Linked DNA regions of Homo sapiens: region 2 is linked to region 1. Evidence: chromatin loops called from intact Hi-C (ENCODE). Cell type or tissue: PC-3. All regions are shown on one strand.

Evidence for each region. A loop is a pair of places that touch in the nucleus more often than their neighbours do. Peaks named below come from ENCODE experiments on the same cell type or tissue, not always from the same donor. Only the 100,000 strongest peaks of a DNase experiment are listed, where the experiment ranks them.
Region 2: a loop joins it to region 1, with 2.4 times the contacts of the local background. A loop is called at or near these places in 2 of 110 quality-filtered maps.

Annotation. Positions count from the first base shown.
Region 1 is chr4:65,498,623-65,506,622 of GRCh38, forward strand. All of the region lies in intron 3 of EPHA5 (EPH receptor A5), which reads right to left. Among named protein-coding and RNA genes, the nearest start is that of EPHA5-AS1, 170 kb to the right of the region's middle. In PC-3, no CTCF peak of the experiment used is centred here; DNase peaks (open chromatin) are centred at 179 and 3,839; H3K4me3 peaks cover 1,000 bases; H3K27ac peaks cover 2,619 bases.
Region 2 is chr4:65,413,620-65,421,619 of GRCh38, forward strand. EPHA5 (EPH receptor A5) reads right to left here. Exons shown (of 17, transcript NM_001281766.3): 6 at 6,822-6,946; 7 at 665-824. Among named protein-coding and RNA genes, the nearest start is that of LINC02835, 180 kb to the left of the region's middle. In PC-3, no CTCF peak of the experiment used is centred here; a DNase peak (open chromatin) is centred at 3,362; H3K4me3 peaks cover 615 bases; H3K27ac peaks cover 754 bases.

The DNA.
Region 1 (8,000 bases):
GTATTTAATGGGTTAGATGACTTAGTGGAAAATCGTAAGAGTGACTGTAAGGTATTTGGCTTAAACTTTACAGAAAATACTGGTGCCATTTTCTCAGAGAACAGGACATGAAATGTGTTGGAGAAGATAATGAGTAATATGTAAGGCATTATTTAATTTGAGGTGGTTGAAGTAATGCAAATAGATGTTTAGAGAGAAAAAAAACCTGTGTGGTTCAATATTATCCAAGAAAAATGTCATAAACTGTAATTATTCATCACCTTCAAATCATGACCCTAAATTCCAAGGGGTCATAGTACCCTGCTAGACAAACTTATATTATTCCCTTAGTTAACTTCATTTCCAACATCAACAGGATTTTCTTGTAGCATCGCCTCTTATTCAAACTCATATTATTCCCTTAGTTAACTTCATTTCCAACATCAACAGGATTTTCTTGTAGCATCTCCTGTTCCTTCAAGCTCCTTATGAGCTCTGTTTCTGTTACTATCAGCTGATACAGTCATTTGTCTTGAGAAAATAAAAGTTGTCAGAAGGAAACTTTCTCATTTTCCTACCATCAAATCTCCAAACCTATATGTCATGGTACCCATCTTCTCTACCTTTATTTCTATCAAAATAGAATAAAATGTATCCTTCTTCATATCAAATAAAATTATCTGTATTTGAATTAGGAACCCCCACTCTGCTCTCTGAGGTGAAGCTTCCAAGTAGCTACAATTCTTTTAAGATGCTCAAAAACAAAGCAAAACAAAACAAACAACAAAACTATCAATCTCACATGATTCCAATTTTCCCAGTTTTATTCCACTTTCAGGATATGATTTCTTAAATTATTTTCCATATATACATCTGTAGTTCCTCATTCTAAATCACATGATGACTCACTCCACTCCATTGATACCTCTCAATGAAAACTATTTTTGTTGAGATTGCAGTTACTTTCTTGCCGTACTCACTTCTCAGCAATATTTGACATGCCCTCTTTTAGGAAACTCCAGATATTTTCATTACAAAATGCTAGCATAGCCTACAAGTTTCCAAGTAATATTTAAAAACTCTTTAAAGGCAGTCTCCTACCATACTCATTGTCTCCATCCATCTACTTATTTCCTGTATTTGAGAAACTTTTCTTCTGCCTCTGAACACTGTAGGAAAAGCATTCTGGGCCAAAAGACAAGACATGTAAATAAATAAATGTATAATCTTTTTTTTTTTTTGAAAAAGCTTGTAGTCCACGATAAGAGATTTGAATTTAATCTGAAACAATTTGGAAGACACTGAAGATATAATTCGTTTTTTGAGTCCACACTTTCTGTCAAGAACTGTGACAAAACATGTTTGAGTTGTGTGAGGAAAAAAATGTTCTTCACACCCATGAAGATACAAGTGTATTTCATGGGTGGAATAATAAATAATAATAATGAACAAACAATGATAGAGGCAAAATTGATATTTTACATTTTAATCATGATAATATTTAAGAAATAATTATCTAGATAAGTAGTACAATTTATTTAAATACCAATCCAAAATGGTTTATTAAAAATAAACGAAGCTTCTGGAGCAAACTTGTTTCATATGATGTCTGTACATTACCTAAATATCATTTAGAAAACATTATGCCAGTCATTTAAGTTGAGCAAAGAGTAGAAGACAAAAAATGCACCCATATTGACATGTTTCATGAGACTATTGTGACAAACTCCTGGGGGAAAGAAAATTATGTTTAAGAATTATTTCTACCCATGCTTGAAGGCTCGTTTTTTAAATGCAACCATTTCCATAGTATATATGCTAATCTGCAAGAATACATGTTGTTTCCCCACTTATCCTTTAAACCTTTGAGCCATATATTTAGCACCTATTTAGAAATTTGCTGTATAATCTTATGAGAAATTGTTTAAAGATTCTCAAAATTACCAAAAAAAAAAATTAAACTGACAAATTGCATCGATTTTTCGCCATATTTTCAATTAAATTTCTTTTAATGTCTCCAATATATTTTACCCTTAAAGAGCTATTAACCTTGGGATAACTAAGTATATTCACTTCATAATTCAAAGTCAATACTCCAGAAATATGGCCCACCAAGAAAATGTTTTAAAAATATTAATATATATAATAATTACTGTTTTAATACTTTAAAATACTATACTTCTTTCCATTACAATTAAAATATACAGCCATATATGTGTGCGTATATATATATATATATGCATACTATACATATAAAGGAAATTGAGTTAAAAAGGCACAGACTATCGTTGTTTGCAGTGTACAAGATATAATTAACTTTCAAAAGCATTGCTGGCCTTATCTAAGTATGTTTTATTGAGAAAGAAAATCACTATGAACAAGATTTATTCCCATAGCTCTATCATATGTGAATTATCAGAGGATATAAGCTAAGCTAAGTGAATTATATTTATTTAATACATTTTTCAAAATAAGGTACTCAGAAGATAGTTTAGTGTGGGTTTAAAATATGTGTTTGCTAAGAAAAACAAAATGCTATAAGGGAATTAAAACTCAAAACATGTCATATTTTATATAGTATAAATATTATTGCTTATACCAAAATTTAACATTAACAGCATTTTATCTTCATATTTAAAACATTGGAAGTGTAGCCAGAGCAATTAGGCAAGAGAAACAAATAAAAGGCATCCAAATAGGAAAAGAAGTCAAACTACTTCTCTTCACTGACAATGTTATTATGTACTTAGAAAACCCTAGAAACTTCACCAAAAGTCTCCTGGATCTGATAAATGACATCAGTAAACCTTCAGGATGCAAAATCAATGTATAAAAATCAGTAGCATTTCGATATATCCATAACATTCAAGCTGAGAGCCAAATCGAGAATGCCCCATTCACAATAGCCACAAAAAGAATAAAATACCTAGGAATACATTGAACCAAGGAGGTGAAAGATATATACAAGAATAACTACAAAACACTATTGAAAGAAATCGTAGGTGACACAAACAAATGGAAAAACATTCCATACTTATGGATCAGAGGAATCAACATCATTAAAATGCCATACTACGCAAACCAATGTACAGATTCAATACTATTTCTATTAAACTACTGATATCATTTTCACAGAATCAGAAAAAACTTTTCCAAAATTCATATGGAAACAAAATGCGCCCAAATAGCTGAAGTAATCTTAAGCCAAAAGGAACAAAGTGAGTGGCATTACATTACCCAACTTCAAAATACAGTATAAGGTTCCAGTAAGTGAAATAGCACGGTACTGGTAGAAAAACAGACACATAAACGAATGGAACATAATAGAGAATCCAGAATAAAACTGCACACCTACAACCTTTTGATCTTTTACAAAGCCAACAAAAATAAGCAATAGGGGAAAAACTTCCCATTCAATAAATGGTGCTGGGATAGCTGGCTAGCTATATGCAGAAGAATGAAACTAAACCCCTACATTTTACTATGTACAAAAATTAATTCAAGATGAACTAAAGACTTAAATTTCATGTCTCAAACTATAAAAATCCTAGAAGAAAACATTAGGAAACACCATTCTAGACATTGACTTTGAAAAAAAGAATGTATGACTAAGTCTTTACAAGCAATTGTAACAAAAACAAAAATGAAAAGCGGGATCTAAGTAAACTAAAGAGCTTCTGCACAGCAAGAAAAACTATTAGCAAAGTAAACAGACAACCTGCAGAATGAAAAAAAATTGCAAACTATGCATCTGACAAAGATCTAATATCCAGACTCCCTAAGGAACTTAAACAATTAAACAAGCAAAAAAAAAATATATAGCCCCATTAAAAAGCAGGCAAAATACATGAACAAACACTTCTCAAAAGAAAAGATACAGTCAACAAACATGAAAAAAATGCTCTACATCACCAATCGGAGAGATGCAAATCAAAACCACAATGAGATACCATCTCACAATAGTCACTATGGTCATTATTTAAAAGTCAGAAAACAACAGATGATGGTGAGGCTGTGGAGAAAAGGAAATGCTTATACACTGTTGGTTGGAATGTAATTAGTTCATCACTATGGAAAGCAGTTTGGAGATTTCTCAAATAACTGAAAACAGAACTATTACTCAACCCAGTGATTCTATTACTGGGTATATCCAAAAGAAAATAAGTTGTTCTGACAAAAAGATATATGTGTTCATATGATCAGTGCAGTACTAATCAATATCAATGGTGTAGTATTAAATAGCAAAGGCATGAATCAACCTAGGTTTCCACCAATGGTGGACTGGATAAAGAAGATGTGGTACAAGTACCGCATGGAATACTACACAACCATAAAAAAAGAACAAAATCATGTCCTTTGCAGCAACATGGATGTGACTGGAAGCTATTATCCTAAGTGAACTGATGCAGGAACAGAAAACCAAATACAACATATTCTCACTTATAAGTGGGAGCTAAACTTTGTGTACCCATGAACATAAAGATGGCAACAATAGACTCTAGGCACTACTAGAGGGAAGAAGGAGGAAGGAAGTTGAGTCAGGGATGAAAAGCTAACTGTTGGGTACTATGTTCACTACCTGAGTGATGGGATCATGGTATCCCAAATCTCACCATCACGTAATATATCCGTGTACCAACAAACCTGTACATGTAACCCCTGAATCTAAGAGACAATTTGAAATTATTTTTTAAAAATGTCTTCTCAGTATGAAAGTTGTTATTAGGTTAAAACATTGATACAATTAAAATAAATTTAAACTACGAGCTCTAAAATTTGGCAACGTCTCTTGAATAATATCAAACAGAAACAGGAAATAGGTCCTACTTGAGAATCTAGGGTTAACTGGCTAACTAGAATGTAAGTTTAAATGATTGAAAACAATAAGGCTAATTGTAACATTAGAATATTACATAAGAAAAGGACAGGAATACTATTGAAAAATCATTAAATCTCTCAATACAATGTATTTTTAATTTATGCTCACCAAATATTGGCAGAAATTCAAAGATAATATAATATTTATAAATGAAACATAAAATAAATTTGGTTACATATTCATTCATCTACAATATGTAATAAATCAGAATTTCCTGCCATGAACTGTACTGAACATGGAATATACAAATATAATTAAGACATTTTTCTTACCATTGTGTCATTAAATAACTTAGTTGTGTGGCAATCACTTATACATTACCCGTCACATATTTAGAAACACACTAATTGCTTAATGGTGTTTAATATTAACATACACATTTTTAAAAAGTCATTCAAGACAATTTTAATAGCATTCATGTGTGTGATACACACACACACACACACACACACACACACACACACATATATTTAACCAAATTGTGGACCATCAGTAACAGGTATATGTATATGTTGTAATGTGTATATATGTAATATAAATGGTAGTGTGTGTACATATAAATAAAATCATAAATAAAATAAAGCTGTGTAAAGTATTAGAAATTGATTAGGATTATCAATTTCACATTTTTATATTGTTACATCTATATATTTTATAGAAGTGTTTTATCACATAGTATCAATGATTAATTATAATACTAATTTCCTTCCCATAATTCAGAGAAAGAGATTATTACCTCATTTAGTATTCCAAAAATGGCAAAATACTTTTAAATTTGGTAAAAATTTATTATGTACCAGATGTCACTCCCTGTTTTATTTTTAAAATAACAACTTCTATACTCCATTACCAGCAAAGTTAGAAAATTTTAAAATATATTGAAAAATATATATATATATATAGATAGAACAAATTCACCAAATAATCTAGGACAGAAAGTTTGTCATGCTCAAGTGAAGTACATTGATTTGATTGTTATACATTTCTAAACTATTCACTGACAAATAATGTAGCCTCCTAAGATAAAATAGTTAAGCTGAACTAATTTCAGTTTTACAAGTCTAAATGCCAAGGGTATGGAAAAATATTTATGGAAAGACATTCTGTAGTGATGTGATGGTGTATGTCTCCATCTCGACAATGCGGATGTGCTTGACATATAGTAGCTAAACATGAAGCTCATTTTGGCCTAGAATGAACTGACACATGGCTTTTTGACTGCAGACTATCGTAAATCACAATATTACTTTTTGTTTATCTAATTGAACCTCCACTGAAATAAAAGCCACATGATTTCAGCCATTCTTCAAAGGTTTCTAGGAACAATTTGTATAATATAAATACTTATCATAAATAATATAATTCAGGTATCTTTCAAAGCAGAGTTGATTTCCCCTTGATCATTGATTCCTCTATAGCACTAAGTTCTTTTAGATAAATTTACGTTTTTATTTTACTTAAGATGCTAAGCAGTTCTTCTATCCCAAACAAATAAATGTGAATTAGTTAAGAAATAAGAGTACTTCAATAATAGTGTGTATAAGGGTATATATAAAAATGTAAGCTTGTCTATGTGCAAAACATTTTAAGTATTTGGTTACATATTTCCCACTTCATCACAAATTTTAATTAGATAAAGATTTGAGAATTGGAAAGAAGTATTTCTGCTGTCAAAATGAACAGACTTGGAAAGAACACACTAAAAGACTAGGAAAAGTTAGAATAAGCTACGTTTGAATTAAGCATTATGCCTTCTCTACTCTTAAACTTTTATTTCTTCTACTTCATAGAAAAAAGATATCTATCTGAATGAGAGTTCATCTTGACACAAACATACTATTAATGCTTGTTTTATTGTGTCATTTTGGTCTTATGAACAAATGGCACTTTTGAACAGATTTAACAACTTAAATTCTTCATAAAAACAAGAAGCATCCACTGTCAAATGAGTTTAATAAATCCAGTTTCTTGTGAATTTGTACTTTAGAAAAGCAGAAAATTGAATTAAATTAAATTAAATGACTTTTAAATTTTAAGTGATAAAGCTTCTAGCACCTTATTTTACCATGCCTTCAATTAGAGAAAGCATAAAGCCAAAAATGTCAAGGGATGGTTTCTTCACAAAATATTGAGAAAATGCACTCTCACGTTAAGTTTTTAGAGCACCTAAATTTAGCTCCGTGCCTTGCAAATTTTTCAACATATTTTCATGGGTTAATTGGCAAGCCCGAATTTATACCTCTTTTCCATCTTCTCAAGCAAAACTAGCATTTGTAATTATTTTTTAAGTTTAGGGAAAAGCCAGAAAACTATGTTTTTGAGAGTGATTTAACCAAGGGAATTTTTTTGTGAACTTTTCCTTTTATTTATTTATTTTCTTTTATTCTACTTTAAGTTTTAGGGTACATGTGCACAACGTGCAGGTTTGTTACATATGTATACATGTGCCATGTTGGTGTGCTACACCCATTGACTCGTCATTTAACATTAGGTATATCTCCGAATGCTATCCCTCCCTGCTCTGCCCACCCCATAACAGGCCCCAGTGTGTGATGCTCCCCTTCCTGTGTCCATGTGTTGTCATTGTACAATTCCCACCTATGAGTGAGAACATGTGGTGCTTGGTCTTTTGTCCTTGCAATAGTTTGCTGAGAATGATGGTTTCCAGCTTCATCCATTCCCTACAAAGGACATGAACTCATCCTTTTTTATGGCTGCATAGTATTCCATGGTGTATATGTGCCACATTTTCTTAATCCAGTCTATCATTGTTGGACATTTGGGTTGGTTCCCAGTCTTTGCTGTTGTGAATAGTGCCACAATAAACATACGTGTGCATGTGTCTTTATTGCAGAATGATTTATAATCCTTTGGGTATATACCCAGTAATGGGATGGCTGGGTCAAATGGTATTTCTAGTTCTAGATCCCTGAGGAATCGCCACACTGTCTTCCACAATGGTTGAAGCAGTTTACAGTCCCACCAACAGTGTAAAAGTGTTCCTATTTCTCCGCATCCTCTCCAGCACCTGTTGTTTCCTGACTTTTTAATGATCGCCATTCTAACTGATGTGAGATGGTATCTCATTGTGGTTTTGATTTGCATTTCTCTGATGGCCAGTGATGATAAGCATTTTGTCATG
Region 2 (8,000 bases), 85 kb before region 1:
AATACTGTGTATTTCCTCACAAATAACTTTAATAGCGTCTATTTCTGTCTTCGAATTCTTCTTTCAATGTGTTTAGGGCAAGTAAGTAACATAAATATTTTGTTGAAATTAAAGGAAAATATTTTACGCTATTTTTATAGAGAAAAAAGTGATTCAAAAAGGGTGCTCCAAAAAATATTCCCAGATTCTCCACTTAAAGACAGTGCCAGAGATTTAATATATTTTATGAGATCAGATTAGTTCCTGAGAGCACCATTTTCTTGCCAAACTCACTGCTAAAGAAAGCTCCCTGTGGAATTTTCAAAGAAAGACTAAACCTAGTAGCCTAGTTCAATAAAACGACTAAAAAAGTAAATGGGAATAATTCAATAAAGTATGGCAGCAGTAGAAAGAAAGTCTTTAAAAGCAAGTTTAAACATTTTTAAAGTATCTCCTGAAGTACCATCTCCCAGAAGACTGAATGCAATGAGGAGCACGGACCAACGTGTTAACCTGCCGACCTACCATAATAGCATGACAGATGCTTCCTACCTGAAGGGGTCATGCCTGGGAGAGAGAGAGGGAGAGTGAGACTGACAGAGTGCCCAGGGAGGGTATTGATCCACTGACTCTTTTCTGGTAACCATTACTGAGACATGAGCTGACAGTAATTAAAATGACTTACACACTGGGGTGGTTTCAAACTCAAATCTTCGACTGAAGACACCATAGCCTGCTGCTGTACGTGCTCGAATTTGGAAGACATAAACTGAAGCTGGTTTCAAGCCCTCTGCAGTAATAGTTGTCTCTTTAGATTTGATAATCGTGTAGCTGGTCTCTTGGTCCTTGGGATGCGCATGCATATACAATAAAAAAGACAGCATATAAATTACTAATGACAGCAAAATTTAGAATCATAGATCAGAAAATGAATCAGAAACCAAAGGACTCTATTAGTACAAATATAACATTTTAGAAAAAAATCCTACACATCCTAGGTGTGCTATTTACATAGAATATTAAAGTCTTTTCTAGAACTCAAGGTGGTGGGTGACATACTGTCCACCCATCCGGAATACATGTCTTCGGCAGTAATAAATTTCTAAAACTTTGAAAACATAATGTTGTAGGAGACTGATTATTTTACAGACTCTATTTTAGTATTGTTATTTTTGTGCTTTTTTTCCCTCCAATATAGTTAATCGGAGCATGTCTAACATACTGCCTATTCATACAGAAAGTTAACAACATCTCCCATTCTGTGAGGTAAGACTTATGCTTTAACTCATTAGTGAATTCAATTTCTAATTGTATTTAGTTCTTAAGGTAAGAAATTAGTACTTCACTGGTGAAATTTAATTTCAATTCACTAAGTCTAAATAGAAAGCATTAAAGAAAAATGCAGATAAGCAAAACGTTTTTATTTATCTTTGAAAATGTCCTGATTTGGAGGGGCTAAGTTAATGGAGATGTACTAGGAAAAAAATTACTGGAAAGATAGTTTTGGGAACTGAAACAAAGAGGAACTTTTTATTTTGATGCCAACAAAAGTTTAGACTAACCATCCATAGCTCCTTATTATCTCTGTGAAGTTACCACACCAACTTTACCATGGATACAGAAATCACATGCTCAAATATAACGGGTCCATTTTTGCTTTTATATTCAGTTTCCTTATCAGTAAAACTGGGTAGAGACTTGCTTGGGTTTCCTCACAGAGATGTTGTAAAAATATAACAGGTAACATATGTGAAAACAGTTCATAAACTACAATATATGTTTTAATTTTCATAATTATTTTAAATATTTGTAATTCTTTCTTATATGTAATGTCAAAGTTAACTACCACTAATACTATCTAAAATATACAATCTATAAACATTTTTCTTTTAAAGCAATTTACCATTCCTTTTGTAATATGTTTAATCATATAAAATTATCTTAGAGTTAAGTAGGTCCAAAATTCTCTCTAAATAGGTATGGTATAATTTATAAGCCAAATAGCACATTTTCTGATTCATCCTAGGCAAATGATTGATCTTTAATTTTTTAAACTGCAAATTAATTTAATTATCTAAACTTTCATATATTTAGGAAATTTTATTAAATTTGAGCCAAGGATTCAAAGTAGGTAATTAAATCTTGTAAAACTTTACCTAATAATACCAGGAAATTTCTTCATTGACAAACGTGTAATGCTCTTCCATTATCCACTCTATTACCCCTTCTGTATGCTAGGATCATAGCAGTAAAAAGCAAATAATTTCTTAATGTGTTCCTTTTAACAACTGTAAACAGCTTCTATAAACTATGACAGTTACTAATTTTTCTGAGAATGCACAGGTTCTTAATGGAATAAACCTGATAATATTATTTATTATTTCTCCATATTATTGAAAAATATTATTTTCCCATATTGTTTAAAAGCAATATTTCTCAATAATATTCAACTTTCCAGTCTGGCTATGATTGCAGTAGTAACTCTCAGTAAGTAAGTTAAATGTCTGTTTGCTGATATTTGTTTAAAGAAAATTTAACTTAAAGAAAAAATCTAGTCAGAATTTAAGTATAAAATTCTGATAGACTTTATAAAATTTTCATTTTTACGTAAAGGATTAACATTTATAATATAAACAATTAAAAGAAGGCCTCAATGACAGCATTAGAATTCCAGCCATATTATTAAGTAGATGAGAAAATGTGGGTAAACAACTCTGAACCTCAGTTTTTTCTTCCTTAAAATGGAGATAAAATTATTTACCAAGAATATTGGAAGGAGATAGAGATAAAAATAATGCATGTACCACCAAGCGTAATCTCTACAAAATAGGTTCTATGTAGAATGGATTACTTTTAACTCTATAGCATGATGGTAAGTTCCCCCATTGAAAAGTAAAAAACGAAACAATTTTTAAAAGCTTCCACAGTTGTAAACACTAACTACTGAAGGTACAATGAATACATTTTGTAAAAATATTAGAAATTGATACTTTTTTGCCAAAAAGGAAACATATACAAGGAAACTGGGCTGCTGCTCCTTGAAATAAGGTGTGATCTAATATCAATTGCAGAACATTCTGTCTGATTTAACTGTTAACGTTATGTATGTCTCAGTTGTTCCTTAGCTAGAGTTTAATTGTACATTGGCTCTCTCTGAGTTTGCCATACATAAGTTATTGAAGAAAATTTAGGGAAGCATATATCTAGTGGATCAAAACCAACGAATACACATTGTGAATCATCTAAGCGTCTTCCAAAATTTAATTATGTTTCATTCCTTTAAATCACTCTCATATTGTAATTTTCTACATATCACAAACTTTATGTAAAGATTGTCAACACCCACAATTGCCCTGCTGCCAAGTCCTTGGTCAGGGCAGTGACTTTTCCTGCCTTCGTGCCCCAGCTGAGCAAATGAGCTACATTCCCCAGCTGCTTAGCAAACACTGTTCACATGCAGTGAGGGGACGGCCTCAGCAGAAGGAGCCAGCTGGCAAACACCCTGCCAAGGGGCAGCTTCCCTTTGCCTCTGCCTTTAATTAAGAGATGGCAATGAGCCCATCATCACACGGTAGCAGAGAAGCCCAATGACCTCTATTAGAGCAGGGCAATCACAGGCAGAAATGCCAGCTGGCAAATGCATGTGCCCTGGAAAGCTCTGCCACCTGTGTCTGGCCAAAAGCCATCCAATAAATGGTGGTGTCATTCTGAAAGCTCAAAATCAGCTTTGAAAACCTATCAGGACCCCTAACTCAATACATGGTATAAAAACTCATAATCCATTTTTTTTATAAATGAAAGTCTTTAAAAAATCTTTATAGGTATAATGTAGATATGCTCAAATATTTGGCTCACACACGATGGTCCGGGAATTAATACTTTTATTTTAAAAAGGAAAACACTGACCAAAATAATCACTTCCACCAATATATTATATAAAGATTTTTCTGCTTTTAATGAATGTAAATAGGCAACTTATTATTAATTTATTGGAAATATGTTTAGAAACCTTTTTCCCAAGTCATTTTTTCTTAATTTGAGTTATACAGATCATATAATGGAATATACAGCATTAAATTTGAACTATTAAATATAAGACCAAATCATACTGAGATAAATGTAACTCAAAAAAAATTAAACTATAAAGAAAATAATATCACAATGTGGATAAATATTTAATAGAAACTCCTCCCTACCACTTGTTGAATAACTCTTTGTTGTAACAGAAGCAGCAACGTTTTTTAAAAAGATAAATTCTTCTTAATATTGAATATTATATACATAATGAAACTAATGCATATGCTGGGAAGTGGTCACAAAAATATCAAAGGTTATTCATAAGGGGAAAAAAAATAGGATGCTTTCCTCAAGGACAAAAAAGAAAGCCAGCATTAATCCAGCTAGTTGATTCAGAGATAAAAGAAAATGTAAGTACTTGTTAAACTTTTAGTCTCCCAGCTATTAACCCTTATTGCATCTCAGATAGTCAAATATACAGTTTTTGGTGACTGGATGTTTTACAATTCTATTTTGCATTTTACCTTCTTTTAAAATCAACTTTAATCGCAATGAAAATTGAGAAACAATGTTCACAACAGAATTCAGCATGTGTTAATATATATTTATATAACTCTACATAGCTTTGCATCAGTATAGAGTAACAAAGGTTACAAAAACTTGAATAAGAAATATAAACCTTAATTTTACAAATTGTTTTTTGATATAGCCTATGTTTAAATTGTAGACCTCTGGAATTTGCAATGCTGTTTGTTACTAGTAATCTCACGGGAACAGTAATCAGTGAGAAAGTTTAATGTCACTATATTCCACTTGATTAACTACAGTTTTGTTGACAATAAACAGTGTTAACCATATCCCAACATAACTTTGTCTCAGAGGTATTCTCTAAGAGCATTTTTGGTGAATAATGTATTTAATAACCTATTTTTGAAGTATGTGTCATCATTTATGTTTCGGAATTATCTGATAGTTGCATTTAATACTACCAGTAAGACATTCCTAGAAAGATGACTATTTCAAAAATCGTTGACTATTTATCTACTAGTAAAATCAATATACGAACATTGTAGAAACATTAAAAACCTGTAAATATGTAGATAGCCTTTCTCCATCCCTCCCCATTGTTTTATTCTTTGTTGTATTTTTACACAGGCAATTGTTGAATCAATGAATGAAAGAAGAAAATTTATTTTTGAATTTTGTATACTGTGACAAATTAACATTCAATACACTTACCTAAACTCTTTTTTTTTTTTTTTTTTTTTTTTTTTTTTTTTGCTTCGAGACTGAGTTTTGCTCTTGTTGCCCAGACTGGAGTGCAATGGTGCGATCTTGGCTCACTGCAACCTCCGCTTCCTGGGTTCAAGCAATTCTCCTGCCTCAGCCTCCTGAGCAGCTGGGATTACAGGTGCCCGCTACCACACCCAGCTAATTTTTTGTATTTTTAGTATAGACAGGGTTTCACTACGTTGGGCAGGCTGGTCTCGAACTACTGACCTCAGGCGACCACCCGCCTCAGCCTTCCAAAGTTCTGGAATTACAGGCATGAGCCACCGCACCCGGCCCTAAACTCTTTTATCTATGCATGTATATATGTATATATATAGTTGCACTTTTAAGTAATTTTCATTAATAGGACATTAGCATTTTTCATGATGGTGAGGAGAACCATTTATTCTCCCTCTCTTTTCCAATGCCCTAGCTTGGGCAAGTTCTTAGGTATTGTAAAGTAAGATTTTGTATTTCCTACCATCCCTTTTACTCTTCCAGAAAAAACGAAGGAGTGATGTCTCTGTGAGTCTGGAAAAGCAATTGAGTAAGTAGCGTGGTTCAGTCCTTCTCTTCTTTTTTGGGATCTGCATGTCTGCATTTTTTACTTGTTCATTTCTATTCCTACCTCCATAGGACCAATATTTCTAGCTCAGACTCTCCAACCCACTTCTCAAAGGCTGGTTTGGGTACCCATCTATCTTTAGCTCCTCTTTTAGAATTCAGGTTGTCCTAAGGTGCGTATGCCATTCAGGTCCAGCCAGTAGAAAAATCACAGATGAATGGGGCGGGAGTAGTAGGAAGACTCATGGTGGCTACATCTCTGAGCCACATACTCCAGCCCAGTTTTAGAAATTAGAAGCTTTTTCAGCTTCCATCTGTATGACTCTTTCATCAATAGCTCACTTGCTTGTGAATTCAGAAAAGAGGAAAAGAGTTTATTACAACCTTGAGACCTCGACAGCTATTACGGTAAAATGTTTAAAAGTGGCTATAAGAGACTCAGAGAACAAGGGGAAATCAAGAAAATATAGGGAACGTGATGCATACATTTTTTATTTTTTACCTGAAATTTAAACATAAATTTTATACTACAGTGCCAGATGTTTGCTAAGAATCTTTAAAAAATGTATGTGATATATGTGTCTCATCTTTTTTCTTATCTCCTTAACAGTATAGGTGTTATGTTGAGTTACTGGCCATAAGCACACATTTCTCTGTTAGCACACTGCAGTCACTACTGAAAGTCTATAGCTTAAGTATTTGTAACACTTTCAAATGCCCTATGACTTCATCTTTTAATGCTGTGCAACTCAGTTAAGCCAATATTAGACTATATGGCTATATCTAAGCAGTGTAAACTATGTGGCAGCAGCAGAACATGAATAGAGAGCTCCCTGTACACTTCTAGCCTCCATAATTATGACTGCAGAATCAATTGTCATTGATTTACACATAAAATTGCAACATACTCTTCTGCAAGTTGGATAATTGTAGTTGCTAAAATGAAAAAAAAAAGAAAGTGAGGACATTTTTTATTCTGTTAGTCTTACCTTTTCAAAATACTTGATTTCATACTCTAGGATGATTCCATTGGGACGATCTGGTTCTTGCCAAGACAAAGAGATGCTGTTTTTTGCAATTTTCCCTTTTTTCACATTGGTGACTGGAGATGGAGCTGCAAAATAGTTTAAATAAGGAGCAGTATGATTAATAAGGCCCTAAAAGTAAACCTGTTATGTTTATTACGTATATTGGCATTTTGAGAACGTAGCAATATAAAAAAAATCCCAATTAAATTTTAGTTTTTCTATATAAGGTTTAAAGATTGTGAAGATTTTTTACAAATATAAATCAGCTAAATATCCTCAGGATTTTTTCATAATAAAACTATTTGTATTCTATATTGTTTCCAAGTTGTTTAGAAACATAAATTATTTTATTTCATAATTTATAGAATAAAGATATTCCTGATTATTTTATGTATCTTCTACATTTCTAAAATGTATGAGCTCTATATGACATATCCCATTATGCTAATAGATACATGATTATATTACTGCATTTGCACAACACAAACTCTCTTTTATAATTTATTACATTTGAAATTACATGGATCCTAAAATCATTAATAAATGTATATATTAAACATGGGCAGGTTCCTTAAGAAACATGCCACCAAAGATATGATACACTTTAAAATAAGAGCAAATAAAATAAACTTTTTTTATTCTCGTTTTTCTCATATATTTCCTTAGAAATCATAATCACTTCTGGTGATCATCACAATTTTATATCGGGTCTATGAAACCACCACTTGTCTAATGAAAATAGGACTTATATATCTGCTCTTTCGGGTATGTCTGGATATTTTGAGTTTGCAAAACATCTGAATATTTGAGTCAAAGTTCTTTTTATCAATCTGCTGATATATGTATAGATAACATGTCTAAAAGACATGGCAACATAGAATAGTAATCTATGGGCCTCCTAGTTCACTGTAGTGTTTATTGAAAAGTACTAACATTACTGAAATAGAAACAACAGAGGGTTAAGTAAGACAATGAAGTTTTGAATATATTTTGTTCAGTAGTGAATATCTGTATGAATTATTTTGAATCATGAATTATGCTCAATTTCCCATTATCACTACATATGTTTCATAACACAACAGTAAAAATCGCAGAGAAAGACTAAGTCTTCAAAGTTCTTCACTCACTTTACTATAGTAA